Linked DNA regions of Homo sapiens: region 2 is linked to region 1. The links are chromatin loops, found by intact Hi-C in ENCODE. Cell type or tissue: psoas muscle. All regions are shown on one strand.

The links. A loop is a pair of places that touch in the nucleus more often than their neighbours do. Peaks named below come from ENCODE experiments on the same cell type or tissue, not always from the same donor. Only the 100,000 strongest peaks of a DNase experiment are listed, where the experiment ranks them.
Region 2: it touches region 1 in a loop (2.7-fold over the local background); 6 of 110 quality-filtered maps call a loop at or near these places.

What each region holds. Positions count from the first base shown.
Region 1 is chr15:77,343,450-77,351,449 of GRCh38, reverse strand. All of the region lies in intron 2 of PEAK1 (pseudopodium enriched atypical kinase 1), which reads left to right. Among named protein-coding and RNA genes, the nearest start is that of PEAK1, 73 kb to the left of the region's middle. In psoas muscle, no CTCF peak of the experiment used is centred here; no DNase peak of the experiment used is centred here.
Region 2 is chr15:77,484,268-77,492,267 of GRCh38, reverse strand. HMG20A (high mobility group 20A) reads right to left here. Exons shown (of 10, transcript NM_001304504.2): 10 at 6,665-8,000. Among named protein-coding and RNA genes, the nearest start is that of HMG20A, 67 kb to the right of the region's middle. In psoas muscle, no CTCF peak of the experiment used is centred here; no DNase peak of the experiment used is centred here; H3K27ac peaks cover 2,348 bases.

The sequences.
Region 1 (8,000 bases):
ATAGCTGAAGTGTAAATTGGCTTTATGTTCCCTGCCTCCAGACCATATTTTCCTGCCTCATTCTGATCATACTTACTTTTTCATTCTTACCTATTACCGAGCTCTATTGTCTTTCCAAGCAAGTACTCTTTTCTGCCCTCCCAACTTTGCACAGGCTGTGGGTCTGTCACATCCTCTCTCATGAACAACCTCTAGTATATCTACCAAACAAACTTATACTGACCCTTTAACACTCAGTTAAATATTAGGTAGTCTGACAAGCCTTTTTTCTTCACCTCCCCAGGAAGAATTAAGTCCTTCCCTTTGTGTATTTCCATAGTGGTTTGTATACATGTTGTTATGGCACTTGTCTCATTATGTAATGTTTGCATGTCTGTAAGCAAAGCCTTCTGCCTCTGAAGGCAGGGGCTGATTTGATTCAGCATGGTATTTCTCTAATACCAATAGTGCCTAGTACACAATAGTGCTTAATAGATGTGTATTGAATGAAGAGTGTAATTAATGGAGTGCTTTACATGTGAATTGCTCTAAATAGAGGGCCATGTTTGTAGTAAATGCCTGCGTATCCAAGGTGATTGAGAAATGGAGTGCTCCAGTAATTGATTATGTTTCTTAACAGCCAATTACAAATTATCAATTTTAGATAATTTGAATAAAAAACAAAATAGGTTATACAGAATTGATCTGTCTTTATTAATCCATAAGGTGCTTCAGCATGATCATTCTGATTTCTGTGGCTTGTTTAGAGCTATGGCTGAGGAAGCTGTAGGGAACTGAGCTGTAGGGGGATCTGTAGTGATGCTATGTCACAAGCTGGGCCTTGTTTTTTTTTTTTTTTTACTTGAATCTCTAACACACATATACTTACTATTTTGCCTATCTAATTATAAATTTAACACTAAGGAGACTCACAATTGTATTATCATGTTTTTTCAAATGTAGCTTAAAAAATTCTTAGAAGACAGACAAGCAACATACCTTAAGATATATACACTATCTTAATTCAGTGGAAAGCTTGCTACATTCAGGCTGTTCCCTATTCAGTGATAGTCCTTGCTGAGCACAAATGAAGTCTTGTGAACTGAGCTAAGTAGTTAATTTGATGATACTCTCTGGCCATGACTATTTCAAGAGTGCTGGATTCCCACCCAAATTATATATTGATTCTTCTAATTCATATGAAATTAGTGTGAGTGGTTACTGTTAATTTGTGTATTGATTTATTGTTCTTTTGTGTTCTCACCTACCCAACAACAGTGTTGCCAGTTAGTAGTTGCAAAACTCAGAGATTACTTTTGTGCATGCATTTTCACATCTTTCGAAGTGGCTTTGAACAGAGACCTATTTGGGGGTATGCTCTTATTATGTTTGCACAAATGATCTGAAAACTATCATGGTGGCTGAGCCCTGACTTCCTACATTGCTGTTCTATGTCTTCTTCTTAAACCTAGAAATCTTCCTATAATGCTTGATCCTTTTTAAAGGAAGAATTTGGAATATGGAGCAGATGTATATTTTCTTCGTGACACTCAGAAACATGTATTGTAAATGTGTCTGTTTTTTAGATACCATATTGTTCAGTTGGCTCCTCTCCACTTGAATCCTTTTCTTTTAATTAGTTTTCCAGCCTGGCTGTCCCCTCAGCTGCAAAACAATGCAGTATTTGTAACCTAATTATTTGTGAAAGTGAATCATCTCAACTTAAGTCTAAGAATGATTGACCTACTTATAGAAGGGTTAGCTTGAAAATCCTACGTGAAGAAAGGACAATGTAAAGGATTGATTAAGTAATTTTGAAGTACGTGAATATTAGAGTCATTAATGATAGAAACATGGATTCAGTATCATACTCAAGCATATATTCAGTGACTCCGTAACCCACCTATCTGGTTTAAATAATCTATGAACAAACAGAATAAAAGTAAGTCTTGCTACATTATATTAAGCCAATATCAATTGAGCTTTGGGAAATAGGCCTAAAAATGTGTCTTTGGCAATTTAATTTGCTCCTATTATGAACATTTTTATGTTAAACTGATTGACTCTCTTAAATACAACATGGAAACATTTATGTCTTTGTAGTGTGACTTTAAAAAATAATTATTGACTGAGGCCGGGCGCGGTGGCTCACGCCTGTAATCCCAGCACTTTGGGAGGCCGAGGCGGGCAGATCGTAAGGTCAGAAGATCGAGACCATCCTGGGTAACATGGTGAAACCCCGTCTCTACTAAAAATACAAAAAATTAGCCAGGCATGGTGACAGGTGCCTGTAGTCCCAGCTACTCGGGAGGCTGAGGCAGGAGAATGGCGTGAACCCAGGAGGTGGAGGTTGCAGTGAGCCGAGATCACACCACTGCACTCTAGCCTGGGCGACAGAGTGAGACTCCGCCTCAAAAAAAAAAAAAAAATTATTGACTGAATAAAATTGTGATTGCTTGCTAAGGCATTTTTTTGTATTAGTTAAATTATAAGTAAGAAAGGCTTTAAATCTCTATTTTAAGAGACATAGTCCATACATGGTAAGTCATGCCTATAATCCCAGCACTTTGCGAGGCCAAGGCAAGAGGATTGCTTGGGCCCAGGAGTTCAAGACCAGCCTGAGCAACACAGTTAGACCCCCACTCTACCCCCACCTGCCCGCCCCCTCCCCCACAAAAACAAAAAAGAAAAAAAGATATTCATCATCGGGTTTTAGTCACAGTTCTATAACTAAGAAGCTGGCTGACTTTGGTGCCTTGGGTTTTCCCGTGAGTCAGATTAACTATTTTATCATGGACATCAATTGGATCTTATACATGAAAGTGCTCTATAAAATGTATACCACATTTAGGAATTAAGCAAGATTTTAGCCCTTTTTCTGCCTGCTTTTTCAACTCTGGGCTGGTCACTTAAGCTTGCCAAGCTTTTATTTCTTCATAGGTAAAATAAAGGAGTTTGGCCTGTATATTCAACTTGAGTATTGTTTACATTGTGTTTAGCTTTTACAACCTATTATTTATTATTTTTTCTTTTTAAAAAATCAGCTGTTTTTTAAAGACATTTCCCTTGCTTATAGTGTAATTACCAAATAATAAGATGGGATTCCTTTAAATTTAACCTGTTTTATTTAATATTCCTATCAATCTTGTAAGAGTAGGTGGCATGAGACTCATTTTACTGATGAGGAAAATTGAGACTCAGGGATGTTGTACGCTAATTAGTGTGAGAGGTGGGATTCCAGTACAGGTGGGTCTCTGATCCCAGTCTTCTTTTTTTTTTTTTTTTTCTTAGCATGTGGCTTAAGTGAAGACACATTGCCATATACCTCATGTAGAGCAAGTTTTTGATCTCCATTGTTGTTTCTTTCTTTTTTTCTCTAGATGAATAATGTCTGACCAAAATGTTTTTGTAGAAAAGTGCATATATTTGATAGCCATGTGCATAGTTTGGGAATTTTAACATTATAGCACTATTACAAAATGTCTTGTTAGCATTATGCAACCTATACAGTATGTTTGGGAATCATTCAGTGCTTAAAAATAAAGTTTATCCTTCAATTAAGGTGAGCTACTTTTTTTTTAGTAGGTATATTTTATTTTTAAATGTAGCATTGTTTAATGTTGTAGATGCTTTTGAACTTAAACACTGTTTTGTGCTTGCTATAGAAGGAAAACAGATGATCTATACACTCACTAAATTTTTTTTCTTTTAAAAAACTCCTAATTTATTTTGTAACCTAGGAAGAGTTTTAAACATGGAAATATTTTCTGTAATTTCTAAAAATTTCTGTTTTAGGAGGGTGTTGTTTTATGTTGTTATATTTGTTATTTACATTAAAATTTTTTTAAAGTCTCTGGGCTATCTCAAATGTGTAGGTCAAACAAGTATTAGGACAAATACATCCAGAAACATTCCTTTGTGATTGGAGTTCATTTATGAGTGCTGTGCTTTAACGGTTCCTATTATAAGCCTCAGATATCACCTTGTCCAGGTGTGCCAGCCCTAGATGTTGATCTTATCTAGAACAATATTGCTTTTGAGGTTCCTGACAGCACTGATTCAGCCAGTACTCTGATGCCGATTCTTTCTGATTCAGAAACCTCTTCCTCTGTGGCATTTCTCAACTCATGCTTATCTTTTTTTTGTTGAAGGTTTCCTGGTGGTCATTACTAGTCCAAAAGTGAATTTCCATGAATAGTTCGTGGGTCATAGTTTTATTTTTATCTTCTCAGCAGATAACTTTGAAATGGCCGTGGCACTTTGAAGAGATCTTATCTTCTGCCGTTGTTAACGTTGTTCACAAAACTCCAGCTACACTGGCCTTCTTTTGTCTTCTATGAATATACCAAGTTTATTCCAACTTGCAAGTCTTCTACTCCTTGTCCCTCTGCAAGGAATGGTCTTCCCTCAGACTGGTGGTTTACTGGATTCTTCTTGTCATTTAAGTCTCAGCTTAAATGTCCCCTCTTCAAAGAGGCTTCCTTGACAACTCACTGTAAATTGGTGCTTCTCAACTCACTTTATTACATGGCTGCGTTTTGTTTTCCTCTTAGTACCAGATCACTAATTGGTAGCTGTTATTTCTCATTAATCTCCTCTGATGGGGACAAAGGGACATTGTGTCTAGTTTACTGCTGTATCTCTAGCACCTACAGTAGTGTCTGCCATAATAGGCATTTCAGTAAATATTTACTGAGTGACCAATGAATGAATATTTTTTCTACCAGCTATTCGTACAAATGTCTTTTCATTCTTTTTCATTTTCCTTTTGGTAGTCAGGAAGATACAATTAATGTTTTTGCAATTAATATTTTTGTATTTTTGACATTTTTCTGTTTCTTCGCTGTTTTGTCTCCTAGTTGAATTCTTTTAGAAGAAGGGAAAAACCTCTTGAGATGTGACTGTTTCCATCTATTTTCTGCTTGCCAGGTGGGTGTCTGAGCCCGTACATCCTAGTCATAAAAGCAATTAGCAGGTAGGAAAATTGGCTTCTAACAGCTGCTTCAGTCCTGCTTGAGTTGGCCTCTCCCCCAAGGGACTGATCACTGTCATCCTAGCAAAATGAAATTGCCTTCTCATAAACATTTTTCTGTCTGGGATTATAGAACAGGAACAAATTCCAGGTTTACAAAATGAGTTAAAATATGTCAATAGAATAGAACAAAATAATGACCTGCTGCTGCAATTTGAATTCTGAGTCAAGACAGCAACATTTATTTTCAGAAGAGATGACATTGAAACTGTGGCACTCTTAGTTCTATTGAAATGACTTTATTATGCCAAAAGGGTAGATTTAATAATTTATTTATTGGTATTGGTGAGGAAAGTGGCAATTCTATAAAATATAGCTTTGACTCTTGGTTGGAACTTTGGTTTATGGCATAGTCGTTGTGCCTTCGATTAACTCTATGGAAAGGGACAGGCATTTTTGAATGAATACTACTTGATTTCTTTTCCATTTCATTTCCCCAGGTATTAATTTATTCAGTTGTATTCTTTTTGACCATGATAGACCTTTGCCATTGCTATGTGCTATAATTAATATGTATGTGTAGGCTTTAAATGAGTTTGATTTTTTTAAATTACTTATTGATATGTAATTGTTGTACATATTTTGGGGATACATGTAATACTTTAATACCTGTATACAATGTGTAAAGATCAAATCAGGGTAATTGGGATATCCATCACCTCAAACATTTATCTTTTTGTGTGTGTTGGGAATACAAAAAAAATTATTTTAGCCATTTTGAAATATACAGTAAATTGTTGTTAACTCTAAGTTCCCTACTGTGCTATTAATCAATGGGTGTTATATAAACAGTATACCAATTCTGGGTTGTATATTGATGTATGCCGCAGTGTTATCAAATGAAGTGTTGGTTCACCTTGATCCTTTTTGGTAGGTTTTATCTGATGTAATTCCCAGTCTGAGCTAGTTGTGCAATGTTCTCCCTTTAAAAGCCGCCTTCTACTCAATATCTCCTTTTTATCTTTTCAAAACCTCTGGTCTTTCATAAAACTCAAAGAGTTTGTGTCACTAAATTCTGTTTTAAATGTTTTGTTACAAAAATTAAGAGAAACTATGCAAAATGGGGGTATTAGTTTTGTTTTTGAATGAATGAGATATGCCTTACAAAGCTATCCAGTTGAATGAAGGGCAAAAAACACACAATCTATCTCAATAGATGCGGAAAAAACCTTGGACAAGATTTAACACCCTTTCACGATAAAAAACACTCAACAAATTAAGAGTAGAAGAAAACTACCTCAACATAATGTAGGCCATATATGGAAAGCCACAACTAACATCTTAATCAATGGTGGAAAACTGTAAGGTTTTGCTCTAAGATCCAGGGACAAGGCAAGGATGCCTGCTCTCACCACTTATATTCACCATCGTATTGGAAGTCCTAGCCACAACAATTAGAAAAAGAAAAAAAATTTATCCAAACTAGAAAGGAAGAAGTAAAATTATCTCTGTTTGCAGATGACATGATCTTATATGTAGAAAACCCTGAAGATTTCATAAAAACAGGTTCGAATTAAAACAATTCAGCGAAGTTTCTGGATACAAATCAACACACAAATATCAGTTGTATTTCTAATCATTAACAATGACTAATCCAAAAATGGTTTCGAAATGAAGAAAACAATTCTATCAAAAAGAATAAAACACTTATGAATAAATTAACCAAGGAGGTGGAAGACCTGAACACTGAAAAGTACAAAACATTACTGAAAGAAATTAAGACATAAGTAAATGGAAACAGCCCATGTTCATGGGTTGGAAGACACTGTTGTTAAGATGTCAGTACTACCCAAAGCAATTTATAGATTCAATTAGATCCCTATCAAAATCCCAATGACTTCTTTGTAAAAATAGAAAATGTATCCTAAAATTTGTGTAGAATCTCAAGGAACTGCAAATAGCCAAAACAATCTTGAAAAGAAGAACAGAGTTGGAGGTCTCTCACTTCCTGATGTCAAAACTTACTGCAAAAACTATGGTTATCAAAGTAGTGTGATACTGGCATAAAGACAGATATATAAACCAGTGGAATAAAACAGACAGCCGGCCAGGCGTGGTGGCTCACGCCTGTAATCCCAGTACTTTGGGAGGCCAGGGCAGGTGGATCACGAGATCAGGAGATCGAGACCATCCTGGCTAACATGGTGAAACCCCGTCTCTACTAAAAATACAAAAAATTAGCCGGGCGTGGTGGCTGGCACCTGTAGTCCCAACTACTCAGAAGGCTGAGGCAGGAGAATGGCGTGAACCCGGGAGGCGGAGCTTGCAGTGAGCGGAGATGGCGCCACTGCACTTTAGCCTGGGCGACAGAGTGAAACTCTTATCTCAAAAAAACAAAAAAACAGACAGCCAAGAACTAAATCCTTGCTTATATAGTCAAATGATTTTCAACAAGGGTGGCGAGACCATTCAATGAGGAAAGGACAGTCTTTTCAACGAATCGTGCTGGTAAAACTATATTTCCATATGAAAAAAGAATGAAGTTGGAGTCCTACCTTATTCCACATACAGAAAACTAACCCAACATTGATCAAAGACCTAAACATAAAAGCTAAAACTAAAAGTCCTAGGAGAAAATCCTCATGACATTGAATTTGTAGTGATTTCTTAGTTATAACACCAAATGCACAGGTAACAAAAGAAAAAATAGATAAGGCCGGCGCGGTTTCTCACACCTGTAATCCCAGCACTTTGGGAGGCCAAGGCTGGCAGATCAGTTGAGGTCAGGAGTTTGTGACTAGCCTGGCCAACATGGTGAAATCCCATCTGTATAAAAAATACAAAAATTAGCCGGGCATGGTGGTGTGTGCCTGTAACCCCAGCTACTTGGGAGGCTGAGGCAGGAGAATCATTGAACCCAGGGGGTGGACGTTGCAGTAAGACGAGATTGTGCCACTCCCCTCCAACCTAAGCAACGGAGCGAGACTCCGTCTCAAAAAAAAAAAAAAAAAAAAAAGTAAGTTGGACTTTACTAAAATTAAAAACTTTT
Region 2 (8,000 bases), 140 kb before region 1:
TTGAAATATTATTTATGGTCACTACTACTTTAAAATTATGGTCATTATTAGAACTAGATCATGTTATTTAATGCTTTATCAAGAAGCACAGGTATTCCTACATAACACATTGTTAATATTTTGTTAGCTATATTTTAATATAGTGGATTTCCTTTGTAATTTTATTTGTATTTTATGCACTTAGAAAACATTCCTAGAAGGGTCCATAGACTTTACCAGATTGCCAAAGCAGCTCGTGGCAGAAAAATGGTTGAGAGGCTGTGGTGTAGTTTTCCTTATGTCACTGCCTTGCAAAAACAGCCTTGAGGCCTTCCCTCTGCCTGCAAAACAAAAGCTAAAACCCTTGGCTTGACATTCAAGGCCCATTTACAATCCATTTTCAGAACACCTCACTATCTTTCTTTTTGGTCAGTGCCCTGGATATAACCTGTGTTCCAGTCACGCTGAATTACTTGAGTACACCAAAAATGTACTTCTATCTCTAGGTCTATTTCTAGCTTATCTTAAGGAACTACTCTTTTTCTAAGGCCCAGCTCAAAATGTTATCCTGGTAAAGCTCTTTTGCCTTCCCCCAAGCAAAACCACTGAATTTTTCCTTTGTGTTTTCCAGAATACTGCGCTCACAGCCGTTTGATCATTTATCAGACCCTATTGTAGTTAGCTTTTGTATCTATTTTTTGTTACATTGTGGGCTTCCAGTGGAGAGGGACTTCCTCAACTTTACACCCAAAACACATAGTGAGTACTTGGAAATGCTTGAAAAAATGAATGTATCTAAAATACTCATTCTTCTGAGGGATGAATAAAATCCATAATTACTATATTAGTTTGTCCTTTAAACCAAGAAATTCTTTTGATAAATATAACATAAGTCTACTTCAAAAATCCACCGGCCCCAAGAAAAATAGGTTGTTGTCTTACATTCCAGTGCCTGGACCCAGCTGCCTTCAGTTGACTTCTATCCTTGAAGATAGCAAAAGCACCCCTCACAGGAGCCCATTTGCTGAGTCTTTAAACCTTCTGACTGTATCAGTGATGTCTTCTCACATTACCCTTCTTTGAATGATGCCAAATATATTTTTGACCAGTCTCTTTTAAGCAGACGCTTTCCATTTCTTGCCCCAGGATTTTCTAATGGTCAGGTTATGGCATGATTTTTATATCCTAGAACATTCAGCTGCTTTATGTCAATCTTAAACAAATGCAGATGCAAGTTTTAAAAATTCTTTTCCTAAGAAGCGTCAAGAATTAAAAAGGAGACCATTCCTTAATTTCACAGTTCAACGCACAACGTAACTGGATCTACATGTGTGCACATGCGCTGAGGATAGAAGGAATGTTAGCAAACACTGACCTGAACTTAGAATCTCAAGGAACCACAGACTTTTAGGAACTGAAAGGAACTTTTTAACTGATAGCAGGGAGATGTGTGTCTTGCCCAGGGGCTCATCTGTTGTTGGGACTTCAAGTTTAGCCAGTCAAAAACAAATCCTTGATTTTTCTTCCGTGATGTTTCATACTTAAGTCTGCAATCTCAGGCCATGGCACCTCTCTCCATTACCCAGTTTTCCAAGCCAAAAAAACTGAGTCATTCTTCTTCTTTTTCTTATAGAGATGGGGTTTCACCACGTTGCCCAGGTTGGTCTTGAACTCCTGGGCTCAAGAAATCTACCCGCCTTGGCCTCCCAAAGTACTGGGATTACACGCGTAAGCCACTGTGCCCAGGAAAAACTGAGTCATTCTTCTTTTTCTTTCATTCTCCACATCCCACTCCTCAGCAATTCCTGTCCATTATACTCCCAAACTATATCCTGAATTAATCTGCCTTTTCCCACCACTCTAGGCTAAGCCACTGTCATTTCTCACTTGGGTTCCTATGCCAGCCTTCTCCTAGTCTCTCTGATTCTTCTCTTGCCCACCCCACAATTCTCTATACAGCAGCCAGAGTGACCCTTTATTTTATTTTACTTTTTATTTTTTGAGACAGAGTCTTGCTCTGTTACTCAGGCTGGAGTGCAGTGGCACAATCTTGGCTCACTGCAACCCCCACCTCCTGGGTTCAAGGGATTCTCATGCCTCAGACTCCTGAGTAGCTGGGATTACAGATGCGCGCCACCACGTCCAGCTAATTTTGTTTTGTATTTTTAGTAGAAAAATACAAACATGGTTTCACCATGTTGGCCAGGCTGGTCTCCAACTCCTGGCCTCAAGTGGTCTGCCCACTCCCACCTCTCAAAGTGCTGGGATTACAGGCATGAGCCACCACGCCCGGCCTAGAGTGACCCTTTAAAAACAGAAATCAGATCTTGTCACTCAGTTGTGTAGAACTCTCTTCACATTACACTTATGACAAACTGCAAACTCTTTACGACACTTCTGAGGATCTACATGATCTTGCTATTGCCTGCCTTGCAACTTCAAAGCCACTCTGCCTCTCGTTTACTCTGCTCCAGCCTCACCAGCTTTTTCTATGCCTTGAAATTCCAGAGTTCATTCCTGCCTCAGGATTTCAGCCTTTGTATACCCTCAGCCCTTCACCGGGCTGGCTCCTTCAAATCAATTTTGTCTTTCTTCAGAAGATACTTTTTCAGAAAGGCCTTTCTCTATCCTAGCTTATATCATTTCTTCTTATCTAGGTAATTAGCTGAGATGAGTTTGTTAGGTTACTTGTTTGTAGTCTCTTTTTCCCCAGCAAGGGGAAGAGCTCTATGGGGACTAGGACCCAGAACAATTTCTAACGCAAGAAAGATATTCAACAAATATTGTTGAATAGGTCTAATTCCAGTTCTCAGACCCACCATACCATGCTACGGCTTTGAACTCATGCCACTCTCATTAGTTATCTCTAAGACAGTACGGCTATAGTGGAATGTAAAGCCACAGTTATCTGGATATAAACCATTTCTCTACCTGTTCCCTGTTCTGTAACTGCACAAGTCACTTATCAGATCTGTGTCTTAATTTACTTACTGTAAAAATGAGTACAGTAGTCCTACTCTGTAAAGTTGTGGAATTACATAATTTACATAAAAAGCACAGCAGAGTGGCCTATGGTATATGTCTGTTATTTCTCTTTTCCCTTTAGTCTTCCACAAATTATAACAACTTATATTTAAGTGTCTTCTACTCTATGAGAGGCACTATTCTAAGTGTTTTACATGGATTGACTAATCTACATAAAAACTCTACAGGACAGAAATGATAAATATCACTATGTTACAGATGAGAAAACTTAAGTCATACAGTGGTTTATGCAACTTGCCTAAGGTCACGTAAGAGGAAAGCAGCAGAATCCAGACCTGAACCCAGCAGTGTTGTCCAATTTCAGAGGTAATAAAACAGTCATTGACTATCTTTATTGTGATCCCATGGTAAGAAACACATTTTACATTAAAAGTGTATGTAGACATATGACTGTATCTGAAGTGTAAGTTTCACAAAATAATACCCTTAACTACCTGTAGTGCATTCTGATAGTTTCTCATTTTAATTTTTAAAAATGTTTTTGACCAACTTACTGATTTAATGATCTATGAATGAATCAAAAGTGAACTTTGAAAAACTGCTTGTCTAAATTACAATTAATCCAAATGTTCTGACCTTCCAGCTACCTCAACCTCTACCAGACAAACTCTGATAGCTATCAGTTCAGATTTTCATATTTCATTTACATTCCAGATAAAGCCCTTATTAATTAGTTAAGATACTGATCCCCCACCCTGACTCAGATCTACTCTCTATTGCAAACTCTTTTGCACTTATGGAAAAAATATCTCATCAGGTAAGATTCAAATAACTTTTTCACTCTCTAAAAATTATTTGTCTCTATTAAAACTATTAATACAAGCTGCCCTATGTTAGAAATATTTATGTACAAGTCTGTCCTTCCCACTAGATTATCAGAAATTATGGAGGGCAGAAACCATGTTTTATAAACATCTTTGTATTCCCAAATAAAGGGTGAATTAAAGTGAAATGAAGAGAAGTTGGTATAAAAAACTCTGGCTCTTAAGTGTTGGATGGTGTGTGTGTGTGAGAGAGAGATTCAAATAAGAGAATCTCTTACACTGAATCTTACATATTCCCACATAAACATATAAGACATCCTCCCACTGATCTGGTGTTGCAGGTGGTTTATAAAAATCCTTCTATCTGGAAAATCTGCATTGGCCATGCACTTAATTTCCCAATGCCATTCTTATCTTCTTGTGGCTCCTCCTTTTGCATTTCACTAAGCTAAGAGAATTTACATTTCTACCTCTGGCAAAAGTTTCCCCCTGTAGACACATAGTCTTGTGAAAACTAAACTGAAATGGTTTCTGGATGAGCAGATGTACATTAACAATTTCACCTAGTCTGATTCTCAATCCTGATTTCTTTAATGGGCTGGCATATAAACTACTGCTTATATCCATAGATACTGAAGTATATATTTGAGTGCAGGCTATATATCAAAGGTAAACAAATAAAACAAAGAAAAAACCCCTGACTTGGAACTCTCAGTTGCAAGGCAGGAAATTCTTTCAGAGGGCAGGAAGTAGCTATGAGCTTTTCCGCTAAGCAATACTTCAATTTCCCCACCCTTAGGGAAAGCTTGTCCTGGTGTTGTTTCAATTCAGCAGATGCTGAGCAGTTAGAGAAAGGGAACAAACAACTAGGGGAAGTATTACCACCTGTTTATGTTGATTTTTACTAAACAAGACTGGCCACCAGCTGTTGTAGGGTAGGGGAAGAGCTAGATGGGAACAGGAAATGGCAACTCAGATGGAAGCCAGTTTTTGGCTTTCTGGCTCTCCGGGGGAAAAAAGTATCACGGAAGTACATGGTCATTCTCAAATGGCCAAGAGACAAAGGCAAGATAATGCACTCCATTCACTAGCATGGCGGGGTTGGGCTTAGAGTGCATAAATGAAGTCACACATAGTTATGAAATTAACATTAGTTGCCTACTCTATATTCATTTTCTCCTTCTTCCTTACTAAAACCTGTATTGTTGGGCACAGTGACGTCCATGCAAAAATGATATTTCTTGGCCTCCTTTATAGCTAGCTATAGTCACATGATTGAGTTCTGGCCAAATTAAGTGAAAGTGTTGAATACGATTTCCAGGAAGACTCTTTAGAGGGCCCTGACTCAGCTAGGTTTGCTCATTTTGTCCTTGCCCTCTTTTCCTCATGCTGCCAGGAATTTCAGAGTGATGGCTGATGGTCAAGTGGCTATTTTGGACCACGGGGTGACCTTGAGAAAGATCATGTTGTGGAACAGACAGGAGCCTCCATACTAGCCTTTAACTGCCCAACTTTGGCATAGTTTTCTATGAGAAAGACACACTTCTTATTTAAGCTGTTGCTAGTTCTGCTTAATGTAGAGCCAAACTCAATCCTAACTGAGATACCCTGATAGTTACTGGCAATCATGTAACAGATACTTCCTATCTTCCTGTCCTCCAAGGCAAGGTGGATTCTGTTACCTTACTCTATCCTTCTTACAATAGTACAGGATTGCTGAGGCACGTGTTATGTCAGAAGAGGAAACTGGAGTTGAAACAAATCAAGACTTGCCCAATGCCACACAAATGGCTACTTGGAGAGCAGCAGGCTCTGGAAACCAGGTTGCCTCACCCCTAGGATTTTTAAAAGCATAGTAGAAATAGGTGACAAATTTCCTTTAAAAATATTTTGATTAGTTATTTTCAAAAAGCAAGCATTTGGCTGGGCGTGGTGGCTCATGCCTGTAATCCCAGCACTTTGGGAGGCCGAGGCTGGTGGATCACAAGGTCAGGAGTTCAAGACCAGCCTGGCCAACATGGTGAAACCCTGTCTCTACTAAAAATACAAAAATTAGCTGGGCATGGTGGCGTGCACCTGTAATCCCAGCTACTCGGGAGGCTGAGGCAGGAGAATCGCTTGAAACTGGAAGGCGGAGTTTGCAGTGAGCGGAGATCGTGCCACTGCACTCCAGGCTGGGCAACAAGAGCAAAACTCCATCTCAAAAAAAAAAAAAAAAAAGCAAGCATTTAAGCACATCTCCTTTCTTCTATCAAATGATCTTCTATCAAGGGGACATCAGAGTCACTGACTTTAAAAACATCCTTGTAAGTTGTCTTCAGAATACTACTGCTATATTAAAATGAATTAGAATTCACTGTATTGTTACAGCATACATTAAAAGAGCTGACTTCTCAAACCGGTAAAGATACATTTTGAAGTAGCAATTAGTAAAATGAATGTGTTACTGTTTTAAAAGCATAACAGATGTCATGATTAATGTAGAGTTGACAAAGTCTTTAAGAGGAAAAAACAGAAATAGAACTTTTTTATTTATTTTTTATTTTTTTGAGACGGAGTCTCGCTCTGTTGCCAGGCTGGAGTGCAGTGGCACGATCTCGGCTCACTGCAACCTCCACCTCCCAAGTTCAAGTGATTCTCCTGCCTAAGCCTCCTGAGTAGCTGGGACTACAGGCTCATGCCACCATGCCCGGCTAATTTTTGTATTTTTAGTAGAGACGGGGTTTCACCAGGTTGGCCAGGATGGTCTCGATTTCTTGACCTCGTGATCTGCCTGCCTTGGCCTTCCAAAGTGTTGGGATTACAGGCATGAGCCACCGTGCCCGGCCAGAGGTAGGACTTTTTGTTACAAAGCAAGTAAAATTGAAACAGGTGAATTCAACGTAGAAAAGTTTTAATGAGACAAATGTCAAACAAGCACATCAACTTCTTAAAAAACAAAGAAAATCTGAAAGTTTAATTACAAAAACACTTATACAGAAAACTTGGCATTTCAACAGTTCCAAACACATGTACACAAGTTTTTTCTAAAATCAGTCAGAAATAAAATACCTTGTCTCCCTTTCCTCAGCTGCTTCTTGTATTTTAATTAAAAAGAAACAAAGAAATCTGTAACACTGAATAGGCAACAACTTATTTCTTGAGAACATAAAAGTACAGTAATATCTACAGGTGTACTGGGAAACATGAGTTAGGTATTGTGCTAGCCTGTAACTTCATTTACTGCCTCCTCACTGAGCACAGAGGAGAGAGGAGGTGGCACAGACCTGGTCTATAGATACTGACAGTTTTGTGGCATCTGAATCCCAGCCACCAGAGGCAGGTGAGTAGCTACTGGGAAAGACAGCATTTCAGAAGCAAGCTGCTTATTTTGTGAAAATGATTTCATACTGTAGGCTCTCTTGAAATCTCATGCATTCCTGAATATGCAAATGTTTCAAGTCACTGTCAAGTGTCCCATCTAGAGTCAGAAGAATGATGATCCTGGACCATGTTATGGCCTTTTCTGGTCACAAAAGCAGTGCTAGCAATGCTGCACAAAACTGAACACAAATGAGAAACAGAAATATGAGGAGGAAGGAAGACAGGACACAAAGCATCTGGCAGAAGGAAAAAACAAAACTCCAGAATGGGCTCTGGATGTCCTTCTGCCATAGACAGTGAGTTCTAGCTTGGGCTTTGCAGACAAGGAGTCTAAGAGAAGTGGCAGAAATAGCAGATGATGGCAGGGAAATAGGAAAATACAGAAGAGCAAGAGAACTGGCTAGGTTTATAGCAATAGATAATAATGGGGTCTTATTCTAAAAAATTGCCAAGTGATGGTATGTGGGTTTCAGCGCATGGATATTTGATATATGTTCATATAAGACATTTTAAAAACAGATTTTGTTGCTGTTGTTTTCCTTTGGACTAATAAAGAAAACAGGCAAGGAGATGCTGAGAAGACAGGATGGTGTAGCAACATGACAGGTAGTTCTGCCCTATGCCCTGACTTATGGGCATACTATGAGAGGGGCCGCACTTCTATCCACCTGCCTGCAGTGGTGTGGGGCCCAGACAACGGGCTCTGCTTGCTCTGCCTTTGGTTCCAAAGATCTCAGCTGTAACCTTTAGCCTTGTGCTCTGCAGTGTCAAAACAAAAACAAAAACAAAAACAATGAACAACCAAAAAACCCTGAGGTAAGAATCAGAACCTCTCTTTCCTTTTGCTGT